Linked DNA regions of Mus musculus: region 2 is linked to region 1. The links are chromatin loops, found by intact Hi-C in ENCODE. Cell type or tissue: heart. All regions are shown on one strand. Links, peaks and the distances in the headings refer to the core of each region. The heading gives the core; the rest is flanking DNA.

Region 1 (12,041 bases), core at 2,123-10,122:
GGATGGCTGAGGGGCAGCAGGAAGAGAAGAAACTGCCAAGGCTTCACAACTCCTTCTGATAGGTCTGATGTACAATAATGTCTGATCACTCATTTCCTCATTTAAATCTTATCTCAACTCTAACTCACATGTAAGTGTCCCCATTTTGTATATGCTCAGAGAGGTTACACATCTCCCACCTAGCAGACCTGGAATTCAAATGCAATATGTCAACATACATATTCTTTCTACATATGCCCATTTAATAATACAACTGTTATGTCAAAAGTATCCTTTGCAGGAAGATTAATATTATATTGTAGACTGGTATTTATGACATGATTTTTTCTGTCTATATAATGGAGGCACTGATGGATACCCATTGGAGCCACTTGTGTGACAGAATTAGATTCAGGTGACAGCTGATGAGTTAGAATTGTCTGCAGCTCTCCTTTCTGAGATGGTCCCCACAACGTTTTATTGTCTCCCCATCCTGAAAGGCAAATGAGCCCATAGTCTTGCTTCTTCCAGTCTTCAGATCTGGAAGCCTCTTTCATTTGCACTACCTGCCACGCCTTCTAGGCATGTTGAGGGCTTTCTTGACACAGAGGGCAGACACAGAGGGCAGAGAAGGTACAAAAGCTACGAGACACTTGTTTTTCAAGAACCCACCAAGATGGGTTTGATGACAATCTATTCTAGGACCAAGAGCTAGCCCATTAACCCCCATGAAGCTCAGGTTACTCTTGGTTATGTGGGATAATGGTTGGTTAAGAGAAAACTAAATAAACTCAGTAGACATTAAATATCTCCAAGTCACTCATTTAAAAAGAAGTCTTTTCCCTACCTCCAAGTCTCAGAGGATGCTATACCTGATGATGAAGTTGTAAACTTTCCAACCCATTTCTAAGAACTCCACCTTTAACTTTACCTGCCCCTCTTCCATTCTATCTCCAGTACTGTCTTCTGTTGTGCTTTCGGACCATTTCCAGCCTCCCTGTAATTATGTGATAACATAAAACTAAATAGAACAAATGTGCAGAAATGTGCAAATGCTCTTGCCACCTATGTCTACCTCTCTGCCCATGGCCCCTCCCCTCTTGAGAACAAAGGCCCTACTCTTTTGGCACGAAGCATCTCTCTATTGTTCTACTTTAAGGCCCTGTAGTAGTCAATAATGCTCAGCAGAGATGAACAACTTCTGGAAATTGATTAACTAATTGCGGTAAGAACTTTGAAATGACAGTGTGCTCTGAGTATATTCTTTTTTTTGTTTGTTTTGTTTTTGTTTTCCTGAGACAGGGTTTCTCTGTGTAGCCCTGGCTGTCTGGAACTCACTCTGTAGACCAGGTTGGCCTCAAACTCAGAAATCTGCCTTCCCCCTGCCTCTCAAGTGCTGGGATTAAAGGCGTGGGCCACCACGCCCGGCTCTGAACATATTCTTATGAACATGGTAATGGTCCTGCTAACTGTGTAGGCATTACTGAAGGTTCAACGGTGACCTCTGCATGATAGAGACAGTGCTGTTGTCCTAGAGCCCGGGCAGCATCCGAGTATGTCCAGCCTCTCTCTCTCCCTGGTCCTGGATGGTTAAGAACAAAGGAGCTCAGGGGATAAGACAAACCCTGAGGCCATCATTGCTGCTTTATGATCATCTGCAAGGTGTCCTGTCTCTAATCTCAGTTTCCTCGGACAGTGTTAAATGGGATGACAGTCGCACACTGACCCATCTGTGCTCCTGAAGCCCAGCACAGAGCTCCTGCTCATGAATGCCAGTCTTCCTTCCTCTGGGTGATGTTCATCTCTTTATAGCCTCAGCGGAAAGTGGGTTAAAACACAGAAAGAGCATTTCATATTCCATCTGCTAGCCACCACTCATTCTTTCAATTCTAAACCATTATGGTTTTTCCCCCAAGGGGCAAACAAGGCCCTAAGAAGATTAAAGCAGCATGTAAATTTCAGCTTAGTTTAAAGCTAAGCCCCTTAAGAGACCTCTCTTTGCGGAGATGCTGAAGCCTGAGACAGGGGTTTTCTGCTGCCAGGGTGCTCAGGGCTGGCTCTCAGGCTGGGCTCCCAGAGCATCTCGCCATTCTCAGAAGGAACTCTGTTAGAACCACTCAGAGGCTTATGGGTGTGGTGGGGAACCTTCTCCGTACAAGTTCCCTGATGAGAAGACTCTGTCGGTTGGAGGACAGGCACAGACCACTGCCTACAAGCAGCGAGACTCCTGCACTCTGTGCTTACCCTAGTTTTTAAGGAGTTGGGTGACCTTACGTGGGAATTTAACCCCAGGGGACACAACTTCCTCTCTGCTGAGCGATGGGTAGAAAGGATGATGTTGCAAAAGTTTAAGGTAGAATTTGCTAGTTTAGTCACGTCTGCTCTGCTGGATATTGAGAGGTCACAACTGTAACCCTCTCAGATGTCTGACAGGCAGGGCTGATGCAGTGACTAAGCAAGTGACCCCTCCACATCCAGACTCCTGGAGCCTTTAAGATAGTCAGGTGATGATGACCTGACTATCTGGGTGGTCTTTTTGTTGTTTACCTAGGTCTGAGCCTCGGTTTGTTTAGGTATGAAATGGGCCCAGAGCTTATACCTATACCCAGGGTCATGATGAACATTAAATTAAATAATGCAAGACGGTTCCTCAGTGTGTATATTATTCATTAGCTGTAATTATTGTCATTCTAAAATTCTTCTGTTCATTTTGTGCCTATCCTGTGTCTAATTGGAGGATGATTATCCTCTAAAAGCCTCTTCAGTGTAAAAATAGGTCCTCTGGAAAGTGCTTTCAATGCATTCAAATTACCGGAAGATTTTGTTCAAATGCAGATCTGAGTCCACAGGTCTGTGGGGCTTAGGGTTCTATGCATCTCTTGGCTCCAGGCTCCTGATCCATAGAACTAAACTCTGAGTTGCAAGGCTTTGGGCAGTGATTCTAGAAGGAGGTGTTTATTCGAATTCCCTGGGTGGGAGCCTATTCACAAGTCCTAGCCACACTCCCTGCTGGTTAGATTGCAGTGTCTTGGGATAGGACCATGCCTCACAGGTGCAGCCACCTAAAGGCTTCCAAGCATCTCAAGACTGAGGACCACCACTCTAAGTTGGCTGCATCCTGGATCTAAAGTGAATAACAATTGAGCTTTGTCCCCAAGGACTCTGATTCAGGCCTGAGCATCACTGTCCTTTAAATGCTTCCTGAAGCAAGTTTGGGAAACACACACTAAAGCGTAAACTAGAACTTGGTAAACACAGGGAGACGGCAACTCATCTTGTAAAGGCTTATAGTAATTAATTTCCCTTGAGAGGGACCCTTGGCCCATATGAGATCTGCACTGAAATATGGCCAAATAAGAACTTAAAAAAAAAACCCTACTTCATAGGCAAAATCCTATTTAATAGCTGCTATGGGGGATACTCTCTGTTGTCCAGTAGCTAAGAATGGGCCTAAGAAAAAAAGCTCCCTAGCCCTCTTCACCACTGACTTCAGTATGACCTTGGGGGACTCTCCTATGTTTATGTTTCTGTATTTTGTCATTCACAAAATTTGGCTAATCCCGTAAAGTGATCTCAGGACAGACACATCATTAGATGCAGCTTCAAACACACCTTGCTGACTGAATCCTGTGGTTAGGTACAATAACACAGAGTCTATGACTCTTGAGAATCAGTTGCAGGTTAAACTGGAGCCCTCTTTAATGGTGCCAAACGTCTCCTGTTCTTCTCTTGCAGAGTTTAGGATAAATGCACCAGGAGATGCAGAGAATCAGCCAGAGGCCAGGAATGACTTTTAAAAAATGGCAGGGTTCGTCTGCTGTTTGGTCTTCCAGTGGAAAAGTGGGAGTCACAGGACAAAGAGGTTCAGTAGATGGAGCCAGGTGGTGTGTCTGGAAATCAGAGCTATCCGGTGGCAGGAGCATGGTTTAGAGCAGTGGCTCTCAGCCTTTTCTAATGCTGCAACTCATTAACACTTCCTCATTTTGTGGTGACCCCCTGCAACCATAAAATCATTTTTGTTGCTACTTTACAACTGTAATTTTGCTACTGTTATGGATCTTAACGCAAATATCTGCTTTCTGGTGGTCTTAGGTGACCCCTGTGAATGGGTCGTAACCCACAGGTTGGGAAAGGCTCAAGCCCCACCCAGAGTGGCTGCCAGTTTCCTTCTGTTATCCGTGGATCTAGATGTAGAACTCTCAGCTCCTTCTTCAGCACCATGTCTGTCTGCATACCACCATGTTTTCCACCATGATGATAATAGACTAAACTTTGAACTGCAAGCCAGTCCTAATGAAATGTTTTCTTTTATAAGAGTTACTGTGGTCATGGTGTCTTTTCACAGCAGTAAAACCCTAAGACAGTGGTTAGAGCTAGGAATTCGGGAGTGTGGGGCTTTAAGGACTGACGTATTGCACCATGGCTTTGCAAAAGTGGGTGGGGCATGCATCTTTCATTCAGAAAGATGGTGCATACTGCCAGAATTCATCAAGAAGGAACTTAAGGAATGCTTCTCAGGGCCAGTGAAATGGCTCAGAAGGTAAAGGTGTTAGCCACCAACCTGATGACCCGAGCTCAATCTTTGAGACCCTTGTGGTAGAAGGAGAGAGCTGACTGCAGCAAGCCTGTCCTCTAACCTCCAATAAAATTTAGAAAGAAATGCTTGCTGGAGCAATGAATGAATGAATGAATGAATGAATGAATGAATGGAGCAGTAGAAAGATGTAAGATGAGGCATTGCCCAGGAGATGAAGGATGCTAGAAAACAGAGTGGGAAGGCCATCAAAGGAAGGACGAGGGTGAACATGTGGCACTGCTGTCAATAAGCGGCAAGGAGGATGAAGCACAGATCTGGGAGAGCCCTGCAAGGGAGAGGCAGGAAGGACTTGGAGCCCATCATCTTGAGTGAAGTGAGGAGGTCAGTCGGGTGGGGGTGGGGAGAGTAAAACCACAGGTGAGAAGACAGTAGGGGCAGTGATGGGGAACTAAAAGAAGGAGACAGATGACGGGAACAGCCAGGGAGAAGGGCCAGGGAGCTTTCAGGAGGGAGGACATGTTTGTTCAAGGACTTGGGCCTGAGCAGGGCAGAACCAATATAGGTGAATGGTCGGAAATCTCACGGTTTCTGGAACTGGAAGTTTTCAAATTGCACAATCCTCCTCATCTTCAAGTATCCTCGCCAAGCAGCAGAGTCTCTCCCGCATGACAAATCCACCTCAGCTAAGCAGCAGACATCCTCTTCTAATACCACCGATAGTTTCTTTGGCAGCCTTCCCACCCACCACATCCTGCCCCTCCCCCCAACAGAGACACAACTGGACCTCTTGTATTTCCCTTCCAAATATGGCCTCAAGCCTTCTTCCTGTCCTGCAGATCCTCACTCTTCCAAGGCCACAGCTAGTTTACAAATAGCTCTTGTATAAATTAGGGAAGGGAACTCACTGGCTCCTGGGCAGATGATGTGGAGAAGGTTCAGGTGAGAAAATGAGACAATCAAATATCTCGGAAGAAGATCTCCTGTGTTCTGGGCGGGATGTGGAGCAACAGCGGAAAGTTCAGGAAAGTTTCTCACAGAAATCAATATCTGAAGTGAGTTACCAAAGAGCCTCGGGAAGGCCCTGGGAAGCAGCGCAGATGCTCCCTGCTCCAGGCATGCATTTTGGAGGAAGGCTGCCTGAGGGAGAGATCTTCCCAGAGGCTTGAACAAAAGCAGGGGTGAGAAAAGGGTGGTTTTCAGTACTGGAGAGCATGTTTGTCCAAGGTGTTGGGGGTTAAGTGTGGGGACAAGGTAACAAGAGATAAGAGGGGTCCCAGCTCTTGGTTTCACACAGAGATAAGACAGAGTCAAGTGTGCCTGTGAGAAATGTCATTCCAGGAAAGTGAGAGTTTTTTTTTTTTTTAAACTAGGAGAGAATTAGGCCTCAATGAGACATTTGTAAGTGACCTGGTCCCAGCGGTTGGCCCAGAACTGGACTGTATTTTACCAAGCTCAACTAGGTGTTTCACCCACACTTCAGCTCTAGGTGACTTTGCAAGATTTTCCTAGAGAGCTGGCAGCTTTTCTCCTCCACTGCTAAAGCCAGAAAGGACCAGGATCGGGGAGGCACAGATATTACCCTTGGTCCTTTAAAGATGTGATGGCGTAAGCATCTCCCTTTCCTCCAACTCTCAACAGGTGATCATGTTACTATTTAGAAAGTGAAACCCAAATGCCCCGTTGGCTGTTGTCTGACATAAAATTCCAGACAACATTTCTGCTGGATGAGGTGGGGGAAGAGAAGAGAAGGCTTGGGGCTTTGTGGGAAACGGTCATTTTCTTAGTCAATTCTTAGTCACCAGCTGGGATGGCGTGTGAGTAAGCCCCGCTACAGACAGCACTTTGTCTGTCCTTCCACTTGACTTTATAGCAGGCTTAACTACAGAGAAAGGACATTCCCCTGGCTCTTCTCTAAGTAAGGTTAACCTAGAGATGGCCTTGGGGAAAAGAGAGATGGGAAAAATCCACACTGTGGCCATCACCTCCTGGAGATTCACTGGCTGAGCTACCAGGAAGTGCATGGCTTGATGGCTCTGTGTGGACATGCCTTCCTTAGACTCCAGCAGTGGTGAACGCTGGAGGAGCTGGCAGACGGTTCCCAAGGCTGACATAGCACTCAGAGAAAAGCCAGAGCCCCTACCTCTGTAGCTTTCCAGAGAGACACTGGAGGAAGGAGGACATATATACCCCTCTCAGCCTTCCCTTCATCCTGGCTCTGAGGCTGGGAGGAACTCGGTTTGAAGTTCTCAGATCTGATAGAAGTCCAGCCAAGTTTGACTCATTAATGCGATACCCAAGATCTAACTTTAAAGAAGCCGATAACTTATTATCATCTCTGCTGATAAGGCTAGATCTCCTTGAAGTTTCTCTCTAGAAAGATACTGTGAATAGTGACTCTTCCCAAACTGTTCCCCTGGACATTAAGAATTTGCCTTCTATTAATAACACTTTGAAAGTCTGATTTAACACCCCTCCTTCCTTCTAGGAAATGATTGAAACGGAAGTCCTAGAGCATGGGGGAGGACTTCCACAGATCGTTCCAGAGGTGCACCCTCCTCCTGATAGTCCTGGGAGGAAGGCTCCCACAGCCAGTTCTCCAAGCCAGGCCCCACACAGTCTTTGGTGGTCTGGCACTGCTTCCTGGCCACTGTTTACTCTGCACGCAACTTCACAACAGCCAACTGACTTGCGTCTGTGGATCGTAGCTTAGGAGAATATATTTCTATTTTGATATCTGATGGGGAACAAGATGTCAGAATTACTACTAATTACTAGTACTAAGAAACAGACTTCCTTTTAATTTACTCAAGGAGTGGCAGGGCATAGAACCTCCCTTTCTATCATTATTCCCTGAGAATCCAAAATGCCAATGGAAGTGAGGGGTTTGGATGGGCTGGGGAAGAGAGGGCTGGAAACAGATTTTTTTGGGGAAGTGCTACTAGCCATGTCTATGGCTACATCTCCCCATGTTCTGGTAGGTTGTCCCCATCTCTCCAGCCCCTCTCCCAGAGTTACAATCACTTTAGTAGACTGCTGCTGTGTTCTTTCTGTTCACGGAAGCAGTTCATGTCTTAGTATTGACTGCTTTATGTCTTTTCTCATTCCACTTTCTTGACAACCACAGAAAGTGAGGACATAACCATTTTCACTTGAGAAACAGGCCCCGAGAAAGTGGGTAATTCTTAGAGCTGCACAGCTCATAAATGGCCGGAAACCTAGACTTGAAGGCTTGAACTGTTTCTGTCTGACCTTAAAATAAAGAAATCAGGGGTTTATCTTTCACACAAAGTCATATCCAGTCGGGTCTTTGTGTGCTATGATGGGTGGCTGAGGGGAAATACATTGCTAGGGAGAGAAATCCCTGGAAAGAGGCCATCTACACAAATAGGAATATTTGAGTGTGGACTGGTCTCAAGGAAACTCTTGAGGAAAAATGACAGCTGCAGCTAGCCGAGGTCATTTCACTTTAAAGCTCACGATCAAAACTAACTGCCCGTCACCTCATAAAAAAAAGAACTGGCTGAAGATAAGAAGTGTATGAGCGGCTAGGGTCTGGCCGACAGTGAGACATGGTCACAGGTCTTTCTCTATAGCTTCTTATTTAGATTGTGATGTTGGAGAAATGTGTCAGATTTATTGCGGAATAGGACAAAATAGTGGTTAACATCTTTGTGTGTGTGTGTGTGTATGATATTCTAATTGGCAGCTTAATAGGATTGTGATCCTCCCCTTAGTCCTATTGTGGTTGGTCTGCAAAATCGTAAGATAGATTCCTTCAGAAATGTGTTTTAGAAGTTCGAGTTGAGCAAACATAGAGAGCGTTCTTCTGCTTTTCCGTGGCCCAACCTCTGTGGCTGCTTCCTGGACCAAGACTGTTGTGCGCCACGGAGGCATCATTACAGAGGCAGAGGAGCTGAGGTGTGGCCACTGACAAGCAACCTGGGCCTTATTAACAGAAGGCTAGGAGTTCCTCAGAAGGCCCAAGCTCCTTTTTCAGCATCCCCTTCCCTTCTAGCCCCGACAGGTTCACCCTGAAGATGACAGCTAAAACCCTGGCCAGACTCTAGGCACCTAAACTGCAGTCCTATCAGATCCATACTAAATATCTCCAGCAAGGGAAACTCTTGCATCTACCCCCATAAGTATGTAAGATTTATAAAGGAACAGTGCCTGCCAAACATTGAGTGCTGTGCTGTGATGGTCATGTCATGAGCTCCAAAGATCTAGCCATTCTTATGGCTTTGAGGACGTTTCTACTTGCCTGTGAGTCTCACGAAGGCTATGGTGGTGCTCTCTTTGGTGAGCTACCAGAGCCTAGCATAATGATAGGTGCCTGGCCAAAGTCAGTGAATGCCTGTTTAACAAATATACAACTATATCTTGCATATCCAAGGGTTCTGTATCTGTGGATTCAACAAGCCATAGACCGAAAGTATTGGAAAGAATATGGTATGATACACGTATACAGTTTGTCCTTGTCATATTCTCAAAAGAATACATTGTGAAATAACTGTCTACGAGGTAGTCCCATAGCATTGGGATTTGTCAGTACTCTAGAGATGATGTACAACACACAGGAGTTAGATGCTGGCATGGACAAGACTTTAGGTTCCATCCCTAGCACTGCAAAATTAAGTAAATAAAATACAACATTCAGAAAGATGTGTATAGGTTCTCAGCAAATACTGTGTCATGTTATGTAAGGGATTTGAGCATTTATGATTTCTTGATTTGATTACCCTTGGGGGTTGCTGGGAGCCTCAGGGGACGACTGATTATAAAAACCCAGCCCAGGTCACCAACCTCTTCTGCCTGGTCTATCACATGACCTGCTATCCCTGCCTACCCTTTGCATTAGCCATCAGTATGTGTCTTAGTCAGGGTTTGTATTCCTGCACAAACATCATGACCAAGAAGCAAGTTGGGGAGGAAAGGGTTTATTCAGCTTACACTTCCATGCTGCTGTTCATCACCAAAGGAAGTCAGGACTGGAACTCAAGCAGGTCAGGGAGCAGGAGCTGATGCAGAGGCCATGGAGGGATGTTCTTTACTGGCTTGCCTCACCTGGCTTGCTCAGCCTGTTCTCTTATAGAACCAAGACTGCCAGCCCAGAGATGGTCCCACCCACAAGGGGCCTTTCCCCCTTGGTCACTAATTGAGAAAATGCCTTACAGTTGGATCTCATGGAGGCATTTCCTCAACTGAAGCTCCTTTCTCTGTGGTAACTCCAGCTGTGTCAAGTTGACACAAAACTAGCCAGTACAGTATGCATTTGCCACAGTGCAGCCAGAATGACGATCTAAACCATAGCACAAGTGCCATGGAGTCCTCTGTGCAGAATCCAGCACTGGAACTTGCCAACCGCTGCCGGGGGTGGGGGTGGGGGGTTCTTCTGCTCTCTGATTTTTCTCAGCCCTGTCTCTTCCTGTTCTGGGTTCTTCTCAGCTTTGCTTTCATTCTCCGTCCCTTCAGGACCGCAGAGCAATGACTTGGGATGGCCCATATACCTGCTGCTTCCTTGTTCTGTTTATATCCAGACATTTGCCAAGTCTGGTGGAACTCTGTCTTTTTAGGGAAGGCCTTCCCACTCTGTCCTGGTTGAGTGATTTGTTCTCCGCCATGGTACCAGAGTCTGTCTGTTCTCGGTGGTCAGCTGGTGTAGGATCCACAGAGTAAGGTAATGGACATCTCCTCCTAGTTCTGTATCCAGTGACAGATGGCACCACAGGGGCAGTAATTATACCATGCAAACTGGCATATGCCATAAAGTCATCTTTATTTTTTTTCTCCAGATAACTGATTTTTAAACATTTATGAGTATGTTACTGGTTTAGTCTGTAGATGCCAGACGTATCTCAGCCTCTGGTGCAGAGCCCAGCTCAGAGCTCTGGAAATATTTAAAGAGTTGAATAAACATAAGTTGAAGCCCTTCCATGTGGCCGCAGTGAACTGTGCACTCTATACCTGCTCTTTGACCTTCACACTCACTTACAAGTTTCATACTACTTCCCTAATTTCCAAACAGCAAAATGTGGACTTAGTAAAGGGAAATGATTTGGCTGGGTCACAGAGTAGGCAAGCTACAGATCTCCTGAGGCTGCACATAGGTTCTGGTCCATTCTGCTGCTCTGAGCATTCCAGACTGTTGACAGTCTGGCTCTGGTCGCTGGATATGGCCCACAGCTGGCTAGTTCCCAAGCTAACTGATACCTCTGTGTTCATTGGCCGGGCTCTCAGCCTTACAAAGATACTCAGGCAGCTGTGTGTCTGGATCAGGCGCTTGAGTTTGTTACCTAGGCGAGACTCATCTTTGGAGATTATAACCCGTGGCCCATCAGGCACAGAATGGCTGAACAGTTAAGGTCTGGGATATTTCTGGAAAGCATTACCTGGGATCCATCAGTAAAATAAGTAACTCAACCCACAGAGAAATAATTAGTCTGTGATAAACTGGGATGTGTGAGAATGCTGTTTGGCCACATGACCGCAGAGCAATGACTTGGGATGGATCATCATTAGCAGGGGAGTCCCAAAGGGCTCTGAAATCATGCCACCCACATAGCTTCCCCCTTGGCTCAACACTGTCTGCTCCTGCTTCCTCTTGGTGTGATGTTTGCAGACTAATCTTGGAAAGGGGCCCGAGGCCAAGAACAATTGAATTTACTCAAGTCTTTGTTTACACATCTGTAAAATGGAAATAATGAGGACTCTCTACTTAATTTTCGGGGAATCAATGCAGAATAGAAATGTTTAAAAACAACCACTATTTCAAACCAGTAGTTGTGTGGAACTTTAAACCAAGTACACGGACCTGAGTGGAGACCTTGGTGACTACGGTCTTGTGTCTGTCAACCCGGCCCTGGAGATGATAAGATCGAGAACCAGGCTTGTGGGGGTTAAACAGCCCCCAACATTAACTGCACTGAGCCCACGCACGGCCCAGGTAAATGCCATGCATGTAGTGTGATTGCTTCCCTGGTGTCCAGCTTCACTACCCCAGCTTGCCTGGCCTGAATCTTAATCTTAACACTGACTGACTCAACTGGATGGCCTTCCAGAAGTCACTCCAGCTCCTCTAGGATCAGAGTTTCCCGCTGTGTGTCCCATAGGGATTACAGAAATCTCCAAAAAGCTTACCAGCTCCAGACCTGTCTTGGTTGGCTACGTGACACGTATACACATGAGCAGGGCTGGAATATGCTTCTCGAGTGCTTTCACCCTCCGTAGCCTTGCAGAGATTCTCTTTGGATTTCAAGATCCGTTCCCATAAAGAAGTTTCTACCTTTTGAACACACACACACACACACACACACACACACACACACACACACACACGAAGGGCTCTTAGATTATCTCTAAAATTCCTCCGAAGGTTACTCACTTCATCCATGAGTAGCTGGAGGCTTAGCTTGGGAAGGTTGCAGGGCTCAGGGGGCCATGTGGTGTGATGGGGGGAATCCAAGTTAGTCCTCCACAGCGTTACATTATATTTTTTTAATAGACTAAGGCGACATCAGGGGTGTTT
Region 2 (12,041 bases), core at 1,848-9,847, 120 kb after region 1:
TACTATCATCACGTTGTGTTTGTTTGGCTAAAAACTCAATTACAATGGCTTCTGCCACGCCTGAACCCCATGTCAGTAGCACTCTGAGGTTCCTCCCTGATGTCCTGGCCACAATGACTTCCAGGAAGTGCTCAATAAATGGTGGGAGTGAATGGCATACTGTTGAGGCTGGGAGGGACACTAATGATCCCAGAAGTGTCACAAGTGTTCATGTAGCAAGTCACATTGTCCTGATTCTAGTCTTATAGTCCTCTTATGTTCACAATTCCCCTTCCCTCAAAATGAGGCAAGTTGGTTCCAGAACTACCCTCATTCTTTACTAGACAAACTCAGATTCCAAGAGAGCCATAAGTGGACCCAGGGTGGCAGGAGGAGGCACGGGACACCAGCAAGGGCCTGTCGTATCCAGCTCCATCAGATGATGAATACATTCTACTTCCTCTGAGACCCAGGGACATTGTATCAGCTAGGGATCTGAGGGTTTAACCCAGAAAGCATCGGATACATGCTACAAGAACAGTTGAGGCCTGAGGCAGCTTAGCAGGCAGGAAAGTAGGGCAAGTTGAATTCTATACCCTGTGGGAGAGCTGTGGTTAGATGACAGGAGCAGGCTGTGACCTCACTGTTGGGGTCTTGGGGGGGGGGAATTGACTCCTCACCTCAGTCACCAAACTGGAGGTGGGAACAATGAAAGGATTTTACTAACCAGAAACATCTATTCTGTTCAGGAAAGAAAAATAGCGCTAACAGATGTTGGTGAAATAATTCCTATCGAGCAGGACTGTAAACTTAGCAGCATGCACAGCTCTGAAGACATAAGAGCCAGGTAGACTGGGAACCACATAGCCTTTAAGTTAAATCACTGGGCTCTCTCTTATGGTCACTAGGAAATTATAGAGGGGAGTTGTTAGCTTGGCATTTCCTTTTTCAATAGTAAATCAATGGATCCTTCATTTTGACTAAATTGTTTTCCTGCCCTCCGGGGAAAATATGACACAAGCGTAATGCAGATGCGGAAGCGAAAAGGCCAGGCTGGGACAAAACATTTAATTAAATCTCCTTTTATAAAACAACCCTCCCCTCAGCTTGACAAATGGATGAAGCAAAATGTGCTTATGCAGGCAAAACAATTAACCAGGTCCATCACACTTTATAACCAGCCTGGCTTGAGCGAGGGGAGGGAGATGGTGATCCATTCTGTACTTGTCACATATGTGCTGGGGAGATGGCAGGGGCCAGGAGCCCAGTGTCCTCATGGTGGTGGCCTGGGCTCTTCACTTCCTGGTGGAGTGAAGGTCTGTGTGGGAGTCAGAGGTATCAGAGGTACTGTGCTTACAGAAGAGGGTGGAGAATTATTTAGAAGACCCCGCAGGCTGTGTGCAGGCGCACACAAGCATGTATAGGATGAGTTTGCATGGGGTGTGGGCTGGTATAGAAAAACAGTGTTTGGGGGTCTCTACCTTTAGCCTGCTCCAGTCATTCTAAAACGTGTGCAGGGTACAGGGGAGTCTGGAGACATCCTGGTCAAGCTTTTGGAAATCAAGATCCAGTCCCACTCTGGAGAACGGAATCAAGCCATATAGTTCTTAAGCAGAGACTGGTCCTGAGTTTCAAGACATCGGTCTGAAGCTCTTCCGCCTTCTATGCAGCATCCAGGGCTAGGCCCATACCGAGTTCAGGAAGGACATTGTTAAACATTGTTTAAGAAGACTCTGGGTCTCACTTGATGGGGAAAGGACATGTTATGGACTAAATTTAGGTCTGAGAGCCCAGGACTGTTGCTACCATACCCTGCTACATTTTGTTTCCTTACCAGGGTCCATTTATTTATAATTGAATCATTTGGTCAGTTCTTCAACGTGTTCAGCATTTGACTCCTGTGTTTACACAGGCTGCTTTATCCCAGCTGCAGATGATTGAGACACAAGGATATTTGAACTGTGCTGGATCCTGGAGAAAGAACAGCGCAGTGCAGGTGACAGGTTTCAGAATGCAAAACAAAACAAAACAAAACAAAACAAAAACAGGCATTGCCACATGCTAGACGTGGCTCAGCCTTTCCCTCTGGCCAACTCGGGGAGGCTTCCAAAAGAGGCCTGCTCAGTAGGTACGCTCAACCTCATTACAAAATTGACACAGCCAGAGGTACCGAGAGGTGAAGCAGCTCAGCTCAGGGCACACAGCAGCTAAGAAGGGAGAAGAGCCAGCATCGGTACTTGCGGCGTCCTTCTTCTAAGCCATGAGCTTATACTAAATCTGGCTCATCTTATAGCACATTCAGAGTCTAGTGGGGGACAGGGCACAGGAGACGAGGGAAAGTCCTCTATGGAGCTGGGAAAATCTCATCTAAGCACAAGGCAGGTGGGATAAGGGAGTTGGAATAAGGCGGCATTCTGAGTCACAGAGACCTTGCAGACAAAGGCCTGGAGGTGACTCCCTGTAGGGTGCTGTCACACCTGGTTCCGGGAGTCTTGAGGGTTTCAGAGTGTGTAACTTGTCCTACTGCTTAGGCCTAACATTTTAAGGAAATTCCACCGTTCTCTATATCCTCCATTCCATTTCCCAACTTTTCCCTAGCACTAGATAAACAGTTTCTGTATGGAGACAGAGCGGTGAGGCAGAAAACAGAGACTTGAGAGGCTGGGGTATCTATTGAGGGCTTTGGTGGGTAGGAAGGAGGTGGTGGACATGTTTGGTCCTGAGGACAAAGCAGGAGCCACTCACCTTAGAGCTCATTGGAACTCTGGCATCTGATGGGCCTTCGACCTCACTTAGAAGGCACCTTACACAAAGGCTAGCTACCTTGCTACCTCATTTACCTTTCTCCTGGAGTGGGGGTGGGTGGGTAGGTGGGGGTGGGGGTGGGGTTCTGAGCAGCAGAATTAGCTGGTCCAAGATGCATGGTCCTCAGGCACATTAGCTACATTGTAGCTGCAGGGCCATTGAAGTGCGTTTGTGTGTGTTTGTGGGAGTGGGGCAGGAGAGGTGCTCGGATTCAACCTGCCACTCTCTTCAGCAGCAGAGATGCCCTTTAAAGACTTTGCAAGTGCTGAAAACACTGCCGTTTCAGTGTTTCCGGGAGGAAATCAGGAAGTTTTTCAAAGGCAGTGTAAGAAAACCTTGAGTTGCCACCCCGCTCATGCCGTGTGGATTGCCAGAGGTTTCCCGTCTGTTCGTTCTTGGCAGGGTAGGGTGTGCATCTCATCAGACATATAAAGCTGTGTGGGAAAAGAGCAGCGGGAACCTGGGGGGTTAGCCCAGGGCCTCAGCCGACCTCTGTCTCGCAGCACAGAGTTTTCACTGAGCACGGCGATCTGCACTTTGATGAGAAATTCCAGAATGATCACAGCTTCGTGGTTAGAGAGAGCACGGTGCTCCCAAAAGATTTCCACTAGCAAAAATGGAATGTTTAAATATGATCATGCAGAAGAGGCTTGGAAATGAGCCTCACTGACTTCGGGGGCTGCTCTTCCATAGCATTTGGTGCAGAATTATGAATGGATTTTTAAGAGCTGTACTAGATTATTCTCCTTTGACTTTAAGACCTGGGGCGACTCCTTTCTGTGGCACGAGGAAGCTTCTCTTGTTTGGCAGACTCATTCCTCACCATGACATGGCTGTGGCAACATATCCTGAATAACTTAGGACTTTCTCACATCTCCATTTTCTTTTTCTCTTGCCAACACTCAGCTACCCCAAGGCTCATTTTCTGGGTCCCCACAAAGGAGCAAACTCGTAGCCAATCTGTGGAACTGTAACCACGCTCAATTCTCACCCTAACCCCAATAAGTTGTATGCTGTGATTGAACATGCTGACTGTCTCTTGGTAGCCAACAGTCTCTCCTCTGCCAGGAGGACTAACCTGAGGTTCAGTCCCAGGTATCTTGTCAGGAAGACGTGTGCATTTCCTGTGTTCTTGAGGATAACTCAAGACAGTGATTGGCATGAGTCATCTGAGAGCAGATGTCTGTAGTGCAGCCATATTGAAGTGAGGGGTGCATGGCCCATGTGGGCTGTGGTTTCTGTCTGTCTAGGTCCATCTCTCTGTAGCCTTTGAGTTCCCCATCTCAGTTCCGCAGTTGCTGTTTGGTCATATATGGAGTAGTCTTTAAAATACCCTCTAAGCAGCAGGTCATTTGCCCATCTTCCCGATCACACAGGTGCCCATTACTGTTTTGAATCAGCTCACTCCCTCCATCCGAGTCTTCCATCTCATTATGACAATCCCAGCACCTGCCCTGGCTGACCAGCTCCGTGTAATGAGCCCCTGCTGATCTCTCCTGCATCCCATGTCTCTCCCATTTATTACCTGTTACCCTTTCATCGTTCCTTGAAGAGATTTTTTGCTATCTATACTTTGACGGCTAGAACCTTCCTTGTGGAGAAGGTTTGCAGGAAGGTTGTCCTTCCGAAGAATAGATTCTTGTTCTCATTGTCACCTTACCCTTCTCTATCCCAACACTTAGCAAAGATCATCATCTAAAAATCACAAATCTTAATTGGTTCCTGTCTATCACACTCAGGACAATATAATCTCTAGGAAACGGCTCTTTGTTCTATGTCCTCTTGGAGTAGAGAAAACCAAAACCCAAAAACCAAAAACCCAAAACAAACAAACAAAAAACCCCCCAGGAAGCCAGCATTTCTGAATGAGGGATCTTGTAAGTGAATGCCTAGGTGGTGACTCATGTTAGCCCCATTTTACAGATGAGGAAAAATGAGATTCAGGTGACTCACTTAGAAAGTGGTAGGTCTGGAGTGGGAGCAGGAAAGGTACTCTTTAACCCCTCTTGTTAATTGCTTGTTATTGGCAGGTACTTCTGTATGGAGCCCCAAAACAAATGGTCATCAGACTAAAAGCAATAGATGGAGTTGAACAGTAAATAGGTCTTGTCGTTATCAATGTTTAGTACCTGGATAAGATGGAGAAGGGAACAGTTATCAGTTCATGAATTCAATGTGATGGAGGAGTTGGGGAGTTGGAAGAGCAAGATCAGCACATGCAGAGGCACTGGTGTGCGATGAGCTTTGAATACTGAGTTCTTAGAATAGTTGGCTATCTGTCTGGAGTGGGAGAGGGAACTCTGGCCAGAAAGGATGAATAGTGACACTTTTAGATAAACAAGATGGGCTACCTATGGCAGGGCTCCTGAATTGCAGACAGCATCATCCTCCATGAGTGAGTGCAGTATACCATGCTGGTAGCTCTCCAAGCTCTCCCCAGCCAGGAAATGCAACAACTGCAGGCCCCTGGTGCTCTCTGCACTGCTTGCTCCCCGCATAGATTCTAACTCTTTAAAGATACAGCTTACACCAGAATGACAAGTGGGACCCAGGAGGCTAAGAATCACAGGCCTTTCTTAGAGCACGGGAGAGGACAAAAGAGGACACAGTGCCATTTAAGGAAACCATGCCAGGCTGAGGGGTCAGGGGGTGAGGGGTGGGAATGGGGTATGCGCGACAAGGGTTTTTCTGCTCCGCTGGAAGAATGTTCTCTGAGGCCGTAGCCCTCTGATTGTTTCCAGTACTTAAGCATGATCAACGGCCATTTAAGCTATGTAATGTACAAGGAAGAACTCCAGTTACAGCCTCGGGGAAAGAAAGAGGCTTTTGAGTCCTCTGAAATGCTGGCTGGCTAAAGAGACACATCAACACACATTGTAAAACAAACCGTTCTACAGGTGAGTTAGAGCATAGCCCAGGCTGGGAAGAGGAGATTTGAGCCAGTTCCTGTCACCACAAGTTTCCTAGTTATGATTCCTTAAAGCCTTTACTGGGCTCTTCTCTGTACACATGTGCTCTGATGAGGTGAGTGCCTTTACCAAACGCTTTCAGCTGTAGGATTTCAAGACGTAGCTCAGCAGTATTTCAAGACACAATCTGTGCTATTTCTTCAGGAGCTGCTTTGCTGTGTTTTATGTGTTTTAATTACTGCTGTAATGTGCTGCCCTCGGAGGTGCCTCTCTGAAAGGGTATCCCCTAAGACACAAAGACCTAGATAAACGAAGGAATCCACAGACGAGGGGGTCATGTTAGTAAATCCAGTGAGCCACTGTCTAATGAGTTTTCTTTCTTTTTTAAAGCTTGGTACTGGGTGCGAGGCAGCAACCGTCTCTCTTCCAAGCCTACCCGCTGAAGTGTGATGACCAAGGTCAGCCACAGAGCATGCGCAGAGCTGAGACTGCAACGTAATACTTCCCAAAGGCTCTCTTAATTCTTCACAACCCGGATTCATGCTACCATGTTTAAATTCAGTCTCACCGTCCCAGTGAGTCTAAAAGTCATAGCGCCAATGAAGGCAAAAGAGAGCATTTTGTACTCAACTCTGGTGGCAATTGAAATCTAGTTCTCTTGGCCAGGAAACACATTCCATAGGCTCAGTTCCTAACCTGAGTCATATTATCCCAGTCACACACTCAACGGCAGTCCTTGGCTTAATAAAGTAGGAAATGAACCTTTGACTCCCGAGAGTTTCCTGACTTGTGGTGGGCGTTGCAACGACTTAAGCCACCCCCACACCCCGCAGCCACATCACACAAGTTCCGGTATCTAAGCACAAGCGAGGTCAAAACAAAAGATGAAATTTCATAAAAGAGTTGCAGCTACGCGTTTCGCTGTTTTAACCGACTTCCTAAAAAACACTTTAGAATCAGCTCCAACTGTGTCTAGAAATGAAAAAACGGAAACCAAATTCAACACCCTCACAGTAAAGTTCTTTGGTACTGGGTTGGACAAAAGCCCAGGTTTCCTCTGTGTAAATGAGGTCAAGAGCCCGGGTCAGCCAATTGTAAACTAAAGTCCCTGCATCCCATTTTCTCATGGCCAAAGGCTCATGGTCAGTGAAGTTGCCAGGTTTCCACAAAATTGTGGTGCAAATGTATGGCCTAACGCCATAGTTTGAATATGAAAGTGTTCCCACATTCCCGCTCCTCCCCCTCCCCCTCCAAGGTTCATGTTTTGAAAACCTGGTCTCTAGATGGGGACGAGTTGGAAGAAGCAGATGACTGTGTGGTGGGAGCATGTCCTTTGTAAAGGGTCCTCCCCTGCTTTCTTTCTCCATTTCCTGTCATCACAGAGGTAAAGAAGTTCTTTCACTAAAAGCTCCCACTACAGCGGGTGGTGTCCTGTCCAGTCACATTGAGGCCAAGTAGCTAAGGACTGACAAATCCTCTGAAACCAGGAACAGAATAAATCTTTCCTCCCTTTGATTTGCCTGTGCCAGGCATTGGGTCGCAGCAATGAGAAAAAGGGGAAAGAGCCTGATGCAGCTGATGGTCCAGGCTCAGTGCTGGAGCCTGGAGCGTTCGAAACAAAGGAACCAAGGAAAACAACTTGAGGGGTTGAGAGAAAGTCTCAGTCCATAAAATGCTTGCTCTGCAAACAGGAAGACCCAGGGACGGTGGCACCCTTCTGTATTCTCAGCCTCCGTGTGAGGTGGGGGTCAAAGACAGCGGGATCCTTGGGTTTTGCTGGCCACTCAGTATAACCAATCAGTGAATTCCAGGCTGATGAGAGATACAGTCTCAAAAAGTAAAACAAAACAGCAACGTACGCATATGTACATATACGAGCAAACACACACACACACACACACACACATACACAGAGAGAGAGAGAAAGAGAGGGAGAGAGAGAGAGAACAATTTTTGCATGTTTTCTTTTCCCTGAAACTCCCAATCCCTAACCTACTTGTGCAGACCTGTGAGGGGCTGCTTCCGATGGGGACTTACTTATTTACAGAGAGTTCTTTTAAAACGTTCTTTGCTCATCATCACAGAAGTAGCCTCAGTCCAGGCACAGCGAGTCCCCTTCACCAGATTGGCTGTGTAAGGAAACAAGCGTTTTCTTTTTCCCTTCCCGATCCTTTCTGCGGCATCCCTCTCTTTATCTTGGCTTTGCTAAGTTTGTGGGTGGGGTGGGGTGGGGGGATGTTGGGATACTGAATCTCAGTGGTTGAGAGAGGATGTGACTAGCACATAAACAAAAGCATGGGTCTTCTCTGCAGCAGGGCCACTCTGCCCTCTGGAATTAGATGGAAGGCAGAATCTAAGGGCACTGATGCAGGGAACAAGGCAGATTTGGTGGGAGACTTGTGAAATCATTTATCGATGCCTTCTGCTCCAGTGAATTGGAACGATCATCGGTTTAAAGAGTAAGCTGAGAAAAAGGAGACGGGGGCTTGAGAAGAGCGAAGGAGAAATTATTAAGCGGTATGAGAGAAAACGGGCTTGGGAACTTCAGGATGATTGATGCTCAAAGGGTTCAAGCGCCTACACTGTATGCCAGGGACTGCGCTTGGAGCTGGGAGGCAGAAGGAAGCGATCCAGAGTCACCTTCACCCCCAGGAGTCCCACAGTCTACAGTGGAGACCTGCCATTCAGATTCACAAACAGAGTATGAATTACTTTCTGGGACTGTGATCTATCAGGAAGGGACATATGAGGATGGTGGTGGGAATGCCAAGCCAGAGGAATCTGTTCTAGCTGAGCAAGAGAAGGCTGGTGAGAGAAAGATTCTCAGAATAAATGACTAATGTAGTATAGGACATGAAGAGGAAATAGGGACCCTCCAGGTAGCGAAAGTGGGAAGATTGGATGTCTTGGTAAAGAGGAAAAAGCCTATGGGATTATGTGGCATGTTGGTGAAGGCATCAATATACTGTATTGTATATCAATACACTGAAATGTAGGGTATATGTATATTTGTACACGCACAGGCACATGTTTGACAGAGGAGTTTGTACAACTAAGTGATTCTCAGAAAGACAACTGCTGAATGCCATGACCAGCACATCTGGCTCTCTTATTTCCGTGGGATGTTCCTCACATACTTGAAGCTACATCCTTGTCTCCTGTAGCCTGGACTGCAGACATACTCGCAGGAAGCCTGCCTGCGTTCTTTGTTTTTATAACATATGTTGAAAGCAGTAGGACATACCACACAGCCCAGTGAGATACTGATAAGGAGATGTAAACACGAGCCAGAGTTTATTTCACCTTGGTGTCTGGTGGGGTTATACACTCTGAGGATTTGGCTCAGTCAGCTATTAAAAACAAATTTCTGAGATATGTTTGGATCAAGGATTCAAAACAGAAACATTAAGTAATTAAGTAGAACAAAGCAATGGAAAAGTGGAAACTGTACCATCGATTCATAAGATGCATTTAGTCCCATGGTCTTATGTTTTTGTTTGGATATTTTCATTTTGTTACCAACCAAAAATTTCTTTCTGAAATGTATTGCCTCAAAATCTACCTTATAAAAGAAAACAAACAAACAAACAACAACAACAACAAACCCCTCCTGACCTACCAACCAACTATGAAGAACAAAACTTAGTGTGATGGTTCAATGAAAATGTCCCCACCCACAGACTCATAGTGAGTGGCACTACTAGGAGGTATGGCCTTGTTGGAGGAAGTATGTCACTGGGGTCTGGGCTTTGAGGTTTCAGAAGCTCAAACTAGACCCAACATTACTCTCTCCTCCTGATGCCTGCCAGATCTGGATTTAGAACTCTCTCCAGCACCATGTATACTTCCATGCTGCCATGTTCCCTGTCATGACAATAATGGATCAAATCTCTGAAGTGCTAGCCAGCCCCAATTAAATGTTTTCCTTTATAAGAGTTAACATGGTCATGGTCATGGTGTCTCTTCACAGCAATAGAAACCCTGACTAAGACACCTAGGCAGTAAATTGTGCTTAGCAAATGCCCCAAGTGACTTCTGTCTGAAATAGCATTAAATTAGCAGCTATTATGGTGACTAGGAGCTTCTGAGTCAGTGCTTCTCAAGACCCCGAGAAGCCAGTGCCACTGAATCACCCAGTGCTTAAGTATTTGGGAAAAGAAACCACGGGCCTACGGCCATCTCATCTCAGAGACAGATATCCTTGTCTGTCTTCACAACAGAAGACACTAGGAAGCTGTCCACAGTCTCACTCTCTGCCTCAGTTTATAGAACTCGTGCTGTCACAGGGCAGGAAGTGAAGACAAAAGCTTGGGGTGTAGGGGTGTCAGCTCCACAAAGTCACAGGCTTTTGTCTCCGAGTCTATGCTTTATATGTTGTCTGACACAGTACAGCTCACTGAGTGCTTTAGTTACTTTCTTCATTGCTGTCACAGAATAGCTAACCCAAGAAACTTAAGGAAGGATGCTTTTAATTTAGCCTATGAGGTCCGTCATGGTGGGGAAGGCATGGTGGTGGCAGGAGTGTGAGGCAGATGTTCCCATTGCGCCTTGAGTCTCAGAGCCAGGGCAGGTAAGTTCTACTACTTGGCTCTTCCTTTCCATTCATCCAGGATTCTAGCCCATGAAATGGTCCTGCCCATGCTTTGGCCAGTTCTTCCCCTCTCGATTAACCTAATTACATAATTCCTCACCGATATGCTATCCTAATTATTTTTCTAGTGCTATACTAAAGCACCAAAAGCAACTTGGGAGGAAAGAGTTTATCTAACAACCCTCAGGTCACTGAGAGAAGTCAGGGTAGGGACTCAAGGCAGAAGTCAGAAAGCCGAAATTGAAGCAGAAGCCAGGGATGGGTGCTGCTCACTGGATTGCTCCTTATGGCTTGCTTGGCCTGCTTTCTGATAGAATCCAGGACCACCACCAGCACATGGCACCACCCACAGTGGGCTGGCCCCCCTCCAAAGCAATCATTAGTTAAGATTATGCCCAACAGGCTTGCCTATTGGCCAATATGATAGCTGAGAGTCTCACTTCCCTAATGACTCTGGTTTGTGTCAAGTTAACATTGTTAGTCAAACAAATCATCACACATGCCCAATGGCTTGTCTCTTAAGTAAGTCTAGATCCAGTAAGGAGGCAGTCGATCTTAACTACCACAGTGTGAATGGAGATGGCAGAGGGCTGGGGTGGGAATTGGCATTTGTGATGCAACACTGCACCCTTAGGAGATAAATGTCCCGTGAGTAAGATGGGGACTAGACTGGAGATGCCAGGAAAGGATTGCAATGACTAGTCACAGGTCCTGGGAATGAAGCAGGAAGGACAGAAGATGCCACAGGTCTGGGTTATAAGTGCAGCATGTTCCACTTGCTAGCTGTAGCTTCAGTGAAGGGTGACGAAATCTATGCACCTGTCCCGTAGAAGACACCAAGTCTGGAAGAGTCTGGAACTCATCAGACTCAAGTGTTAACAAAGGCAACATGATCAGCACAGAGCCCATCAAGATATTCTACTGCAAGAGGAAAACCGATTCCTCCTGCAGACAGCTGAGAAATGAGCTTCTGGGATCAGGATGGAACTCTAAAATACTGTTACTCATCTTCAAGAACATGACCTAATCCTGGACCAGTTTAAATAGGTTGTGGACTCTAGAGAGGTGGCCCCATGCCCAAGAGGATTTGCTCTTTTCTGAAATGACCTGGGTTTGGCTCTCAGTACTCACATGCTGCCTCACAACCATCTGTGATTCCACATCTAGGGGGCCCTGCATCCTCTCTGGTGTCCTCATGTGATGCACAGATATACATATAGGCAAACACACTCATACACATAAAAAAAAATCTGTGAATGTTAAAAAGAATTTCTTGTTAAGAGAAGCATTTAAAGCAATTAATTTTTAGAAAAATAGACTAAAATTTTAACCACAATTACCTTCATGTGAAATGAACCAGGCAAATGTTATTTTTAAATAATATTCTATTTCTAATTTTAGGCGATAAACATTATTTTAGTGTGCACAAAATTTAAACACTTGATCAAATGCTTGGAGTTGGCTAATAAAACATAGAATTAAGTTTACTGTTCTGAGCAATAATCTTCAACTCTCTGAGAATCCTATTAAAGTGGCAAAAGGACTGTATAAAAAAGCAGGCTCCTGATGAGGGAGAATTAAAAGAAGAGAGAGAAGAGTGGGATTGCTTCAATAGCTAGGTCAGAATAAACTGTAGCCCATAAGGACATAAAGTCAGAAGGCAGAGCAGCCTGAGAGGACAGTAGAAACCATGAGCAGTCTGTGGCAGCCTTCCCAATGGGTCCACCAAGCCCTCCCTTAGCACTGCCCTGTGTGTT

What was found. A loop is a pair of places that touch in the nucleus more often than their neighbours do. Peaks named below come from ENCODE experiments on the same cell type or tissue, not always from the same donor. Only the 100,000 strongest peaks of a DNase experiment are listed, where the experiment ranks them.
Region 2: it touches region 1 in a loop (4-fold over the local background); 2 of 42 quality-filtered maps call a loop at or near these places.

The regions. Positions count from the first base shown.
Region 1 is chr9:95,187,554-95,199,594 of GRCm38, reverse strand. All of the region lies in intron 14 of Slc9a9 (solute carrier family 9 (sodium/hydrogen exchanger), member 9), which reads right to left. Among named protein-coding and RNA genes, the nearest start is that of Gm32018, 120 kb to the left of the region's middle. In heart, for the core only: no CTCF peak of the experiment used is centred there; a DNase peak (open chromatin) is centred at 5,264; H3K27ac peaks cover 1,919 bases; H3K27me3 peaks cover 2,263 bases.
Region 2 is chr9:95,067,307-95,079,347 of GRCm38, reverse strand. The region is part of intron 12 of Slc9a9 (solute carrier family 9 (sodium/hydrogen exchanger), member 9); the gene reads right to left. Among named protein-coding and RNA genes, the nearest start is that of Gm32018, 240 kb to the left of the region's middle. In heart, for the core only: no CTCF peak of the experiment used is centred there; DNase peaks (open chromatin) are centred at 6,517 and 6,747; H3K27ac peaks cover 382 bases.